Regions from separate parts of the Homo sapiens genome. Here region 2 is linked to region 1. A link is a loop called in an ENCODE intact Hi-C map of the cell type or tissue named here. Cell type or tissue: HCT116. All regions are shown on one strand. Links, peaks and the distances in the headings refer to the core of each region. The heading gives the core; the rest is flanking DNA. Region 1 overlaps LRCH1 (leucine rich repeats and calponin homology domain containing 1). Region 2 overlaps LRCH1 (leucine rich repeats and calponin homology domain containing 1).

What was found. Peaks named below come from ENCODE experiments on the same cell type or tissue, not always from the same donor. Only the 100,000 strongest peaks of a DNase experiment are listed, where the experiment ranks them.
Region 2: it touches region 1 in a loop (2.7-fold over the local background); 6 of 110 quality-filtered maps call a loop at or near these places.

The regions. Positions count from the first base shown.
Region 1 is chr13:46,601,922-46,604,847 of GRCh38, forward strand. All of the region lies in intron 1 of LRCH1 (leucine rich repeats and calponin homology domain containing 1), which reads left to right. Among named protein-coding and RNA genes, the nearest start is that of LRCH1, 50 kb to the left of the region's middle. In HCT116, for the core only: a CTCF peak has its summit at 1,592 (motif pointing right); no DNase peak of the experiment used is centred there; H3K4me3 peaks cover 532 bases; H3K27ac peaks cover 409 bases.
Region 2 is chr13:46,716,413-46,719,338 of GRCh38, forward strand. The region is part of intron 16 of LRCH1 (leucine rich repeats and calponin homology domain containing 1); the gene reads left to right. Among named protein-coding and RNA genes, the nearest start is that of ESD, 79 kb to the right of the region's middle. In HCT116, for the core only: no CTCF peak of the experiment used is centred there; no DNase peak of the experiment used is centred there.

The sequences.
Region 1 (2,926 bases), core at 132-2,631:
TTGTTTAATAAACCTAAGAATTAATAGCCTGTGTTCAGTAGTTGGATTTGTAACCTGAATGTTTTTATGTCTACTGACTTGCAACGTTGTCATATAAATTAAAGATCATAGATCCAGCTATGGTTTAAAGGTGACTTCCAGGACATGGATTTGAAAGATCAGAATTTGAATCTCATCTCTTTCCATTCTAGCTTGGTAACCTTGAGGAAACCACTTAACTTCTCTAAGCCTCAAAGGTGTCAAGTAGATTAATGCAACTATGTATAGCTGACCCTGAGGAATTTTTGGTTCCGCTAGAATAAAGCTTGAATTTTTGGACATTAGAAGGATCTTTGAAGATGATGTAGCTTCGTTGTGTAACTGAAGACCAGAGAAATTTAAGTGAGTTTCCTGGAATAGTTTATGCCTCTGCTTCCTGTGTCATGATTACCACCCAGAACACGTGCTTAATTGGGGACAGGTAATCCATTCAGGGTGAAGAACATGGCTTTTGGGTCAGTCTGCAGTGGATCTAAATCAGCCCCCTGCTGTTTACTGTGTCTGTAGTCTAGAAAAAGCTATTTAACTTCTTGCAGATTTAGCCTAACTATGAAATTAAATTGGGGATTTAAAAAAACTCATAGGGACGTGGTGAGGCTTGACTGAGATAAATTTATGCAAAGCTCTTAGCACAATGGCTAGTACCCAGAAAGTGCTCAACATTATTATTATTTCCTAATTGAAGGGCATTGATGATTTAAAATAAAATGGAGGCTGGGTACAGGCTCATGTCTGTAATCCCTACACTTTGGGAGGCCGAGTTGGGTGGAACACTTGAGCCCAGGACTTTGAGACTAGATTGGGCAACATGGTAAAACTCCATCTCTATAAAAAATACACAAATTAGCTGACTGCGGTGGTGCCTGTAGCCCCAGCTACTGAAGAGGCTGAGGTGGGAGGATGGATTGAGCCCCGGAGGTCAGTGCTGCAGTGAACCATGATTGTGCCACTGTGCTCCAGCCTGGGCAACAGAGCAAGACCCGGTCAACAAATACATACATGCATACATACATGCATGCATACATACATACATACATACATACATGTAAATAATTAAATAACTCATTTCTTGTCAGATAAATGGCTGTATCTTTATAATAAGATATCTGTATCCTGTGACTTCATCCTGTAAATAATTTTGTGCCTCTTGTGCTTTCTATGATCTAGGGAGGAGAAAGCTAATTCTTCTTCATTTTATGCACGGAGCAGAGACACGGAGAGCCTCTAATTTATTTCTTCTTGGTGTGGCCCTGTTTTCTGAGCATGGGTGTGTCTGATCCCTGGGGAGAGCAGAGCCACACTGTGGATCTGAGGTGCTGGGAAGCCATCCAGTTTCCTCCTCCTGACCCTGACTCAAGTCTTCCCTGAAATCTCTGTCAGCCCCATTCTCTTTCTGTCAGCCCCATTCTCTTTCTGTCAGCCGCCCTCCTTACATAACCCAAATGGGTTGTTTGCAAAGCTAGTGTCGCTGAGGTGTTCTGTGTACAACAGAAAAGAATCTAGGGAGGATTCCTATGTGTCACTAAAGCCAGTAATTAAGTGGACAACAGGGGGAGCTAACACTGAATGCACCAATAAATTTCAAGACTCCTGCTACCCTAGGTAACCGAGTCAATAGTATTAGAAACCATTTTAAGCATTGGTAGTTTTAAACATGCTGTTTAAAAACAATTTTAAATTTACCTTCACTTTTCTAATTGGATACTTTACTATTCAGAGTACTATGAGATGAGGGTCTCGCTTTGGAGTGCAGGGGACTGATCTTGGCTTACTGCAGCCTCAATCTCCTGGGCTCAAGCGATCCTCCCACCTCAGCCTCCTGAGTAGCTGAGACTATAGGCTCGTGCCACCATAGCTGGCTAATTTTTAATTTTTTTGTAGAGATGGGGTCTCACTATGTTGCCCAGGCTGGTCTTGAACTCCTGGCCTCAAGCAATCCTCCTGCCTTGGCCTTCTAAAATGTTGGCATTATAGGCGTGAGCCACCATGCCCGGCCAAACTTCTTTTGAAATTAGCTTGTTGATTCTTCCTCACCTCCCAGTTGTTTTTGTGCCAGAATTAATTTTTCTCCTTGTATTATAGAATAGTTTGGAGGAGTATTGAAAGAATTAGGGGGTAGAGTTGCCAGATGTAGCAAATAAAAATACAAGACACCCAGTTAAATGTGAATTTCATATAAATAACTACTTTTTTTTTGCTATACATATGTCCCATGCAATATTTGAGACATACTTATACTAAAAGATTGTTAATTATCTGAAATTCAGATCTAACTGGGCATCCTGTATTTTATCTGGCAACCCTAACTGGGGTGGGGATGGTGAGGAGGGCCTTGGATGTGGCCAGAGGAGAGGTGTCAGAGCCTCAGGTGTCTTCTTGTGGGTGACCGAGGTGGCTGCAGCACAGTAGCCTTGCTCCCTGGGTCTGGGGCCTGTGCCTTCTCCCTGTAGTCACTTAGAATAGGATGATGGGGGTGGCTCAAGGCAGTGGAATAAATTAATTCTGAAGGAACACACTGGGCCAGAGTCCTAGAACAGTTTACTTAATGATAGTGTTATTTTAATTTTCAATTGTTTGCCTTTCTTCCCTGTGATACGGAATAAACATGAAATTGTATCTGGAGCGGAGCAGGCAGAACTTACATCTTGTTGGTCTTGTTCTGCCCTCAGCCTCTGATGTTCTACAAGGTTTATCCTTTTGTTTCTTTTTTTATTATCCAAGGAATGAGATATGCCAGAAAAATGTGACAGGTATTTATGAAATGCTTTGAACTAGGTGAGCTTAGAGCATAAGTAATTTTAGGTCATTTATCTCATCACAACACTATCTACAGAGTTTTAACCCTTATCATAAGGAACAGACCATGATGACACTGACATTATCAACA
Region 2 (2,926 bases), core at 115-2,614, 110 kb after region 1:
TTCATCCTAGTCTCTGAAATATTCAAATTTTAAACATTTTACTTCAGAATACAAAGTGATTGCAGTCGAGTTAAGTGAAACAGAGAATGTGATTTATAGGGAAGAGTAGTGAGGTACAGGGTATAGCCACAATGCAAACACAATGGAAAGATACGTTTTCTGATAATATTTATCTTTTCATCTAAGTATGTTACATGTAATACCTGGAAAATATATGTTTAAGACACTTGCTGTGATTTCTGGTTAAAATTCAACCAAAAATGCTTCTACAATTTCCTTATGGAGAAAGACAATGTATACTTTGGCAGAGTAGTTATAAAAAGAATTTTTAATATTTCATAGATTTCTAAATTTTTAAACGGAAAATAAATAGGATTAAAAAACAACAGTTATTAAACAAATGGCCCTCCTTATACCATCCAGTTGTAAATTTTGGAAGTTGAAGAGGGCTAAATGGAAACTTTCTTGATAAACATTTTCTTTACTTAAGTTTTTTTTTTTCTAATGGAGGGGAGGCATTTTTGTTTTTCAGAAAGTATAGCTATTTATGGGCCTAATGTTGTTTAAAGGAAATAAAGCCTAGAATGAAAGATTTATGTGTGGTTTGGTATTTCCTTAGGAATGATATCTGAAACCAAAGGCCTTTTTTTTTTTAAAACTGGGAAACAATTAGTCTTCTTATGTAGCAGTAGAATTACTATCTTTATAGACGAACAGACTAAAACCAGAAAGGTGAGGTGAGCTGCCTGGGTCACACTGTGGGGTTGAGGTGGAGGTGAAGCTGCACCAGGGTTCCTAACTCTGGAATCATCTCTGCCGCATCTACATTCAGGCTGCTTTCATTTGATTAAAAATCCTTAAATTTCCACAGAAAATAATCATTGTGGAAATCTTTCTAAAAATAAAATAACCTTGCAATAGTTATTTTTTCTATGAGTAAAAATTCCAAGAATTCACATGCAGCTGTTATGCTGTACCACAATAATAATAAAGCCATCGTTTTCAATACTCACGGTTCAGTCGATCATGTCAGATGTTTGGAGGTTGTCATTTTTTCCTATTTGCAATTTGTCTCTACTATGCCCTGGGCAACAGAAAAATTTCTGTACCGAAATAGTCTTTACAAATATTTGTTTAGGTTCCCAGATCTGACTTTTATGTTTATCTTCATTCTCTTTGTTCTTAACTTTGACCTGTGATTGGAATACATTTTCTAATGTAATGCTATCTTTGTAAATAACCTTTATAAATAAACATTATCTTATTACCAGCTCAACCTAACATAATGTAACTTGACTTTTATTTATACATTTAGTTATTATTTTTGGTAAGGTTGTCCTTTTTTTACCTTGCTCACTGTCTTGCTTTATATAAAATTATCCTTTTTTTAAAATTCTTTCAAATATCTTATTCCCATTCTATCTCATTTTAAATTCCCCATTTCTCTAAAACTTATTCTTCAAACAGATTTTTTAAAATTGGCAACCTGGGTAGAAGGTCCTTGGGAGTTTGAGTTCTCAAAGTCCCCAAAGTTCTGCCCCATAAGGTGGATGAAGGAGGATGTGGACGTTTGTCTGTAGGTTTCTCTGGGCCCACCCCTGGAGCTGGATGGGACAGCTTTAACCTCCGTTTTTAACCTGATAGTTTAACTTCTGCTTTTCCCCCTGCTCTTGTGTCCTCTTACTGAATCTTTCCTCTTCCCTTCACTTTGAAGTTAAAAACCATTTCTATCTTCTTTGGGGTCATTTTTGCTCTTTCATTTGCAGTGAATTTGTAGGTGCTAATTTATACTTATTGAAAATTAATCTTTAAGTTATCACCAGAGAATGGATGAATGGACCAGTTTACATTAGTCTCTGAAATAACCATGTATCTTGTACCAGTTTACAGATATTTTCCTTAATTTTTTACAGTAATCTTGCACTATAGGTATTATTTTTCCCATTAGAGAAATGAAGAAACTGAGGATATAAGAGGCTTTTTAGTGGCTCTTAACTCTGGTTTTATATTAGAATCACCTGGGCGTTTTGTAAAACTATAGTCACTTAGGCCCCATAGTCAGAAATGCTAATTTATTTGGTGTAGCATTGAGTCTAAGCACTGGTCATTTGTTTTACTTCTTTTTATGGGATGTTATGTGGTGTTCAAGTAAGGTTGACAGTCACTGGGTTAAGTAAATTGTCTAAGACCATAGAGAAGAAATGTGAGCATTTTGAGGACACCGAATGTGTCCAGTTCAATTTTAGGCACCAGAAGGGAATGAATGAATCAGCTAGTGAGAGTTCTGATTCACAGTAGCCTGGATCTAAAGCTCGTGATATTTTTTCAAAGCCAAGATACTGCTGCCTTTGAGTTTGTATATCTTAAACATCATGTCCAGTTCAGGTTCTTAACTTCCAAGGAGAAGTTGAGAGCTACATTTTAAAACTTCATGTTTCCACAGAGAAGAAATCTCCTCTCATTCAGTTAAATTTAGGTATAAATATTTTTCATATGAAGATGCATTTCATGCAATAATTAAATGAGAAAGTGCATTTGGGCAATTTTTAGAGCAAAGGGCTTTCTTTCTTTGCTTGACTCAAAGATGTTCTCACAACAAGTACATAAATGGTTTCTTGTACACATCCTTAAATATCTGCTGAGTGCCTATTATGTGCTACACATGATGCTCATTACTATGGATGCAGCTCTGAAAGAGACAGCCAAAATCTCTTTGCTTTCATATAACATTTATTTCAGAGTCTAATGCATTCACACCTAGAAACTAAGTTTAGGAGATTATTCATAAGAGGAAAAACTCAGGCGACTGATCATCAGAATAGAATAATCTTTGCAATGACGTTCTCCAAACAGACTGAGCTTTAAGTGAGGGAGTGTTTGAAACGTTTGTTTCATTTACTCGTTCAACAAACTCATTCTGCCCCAC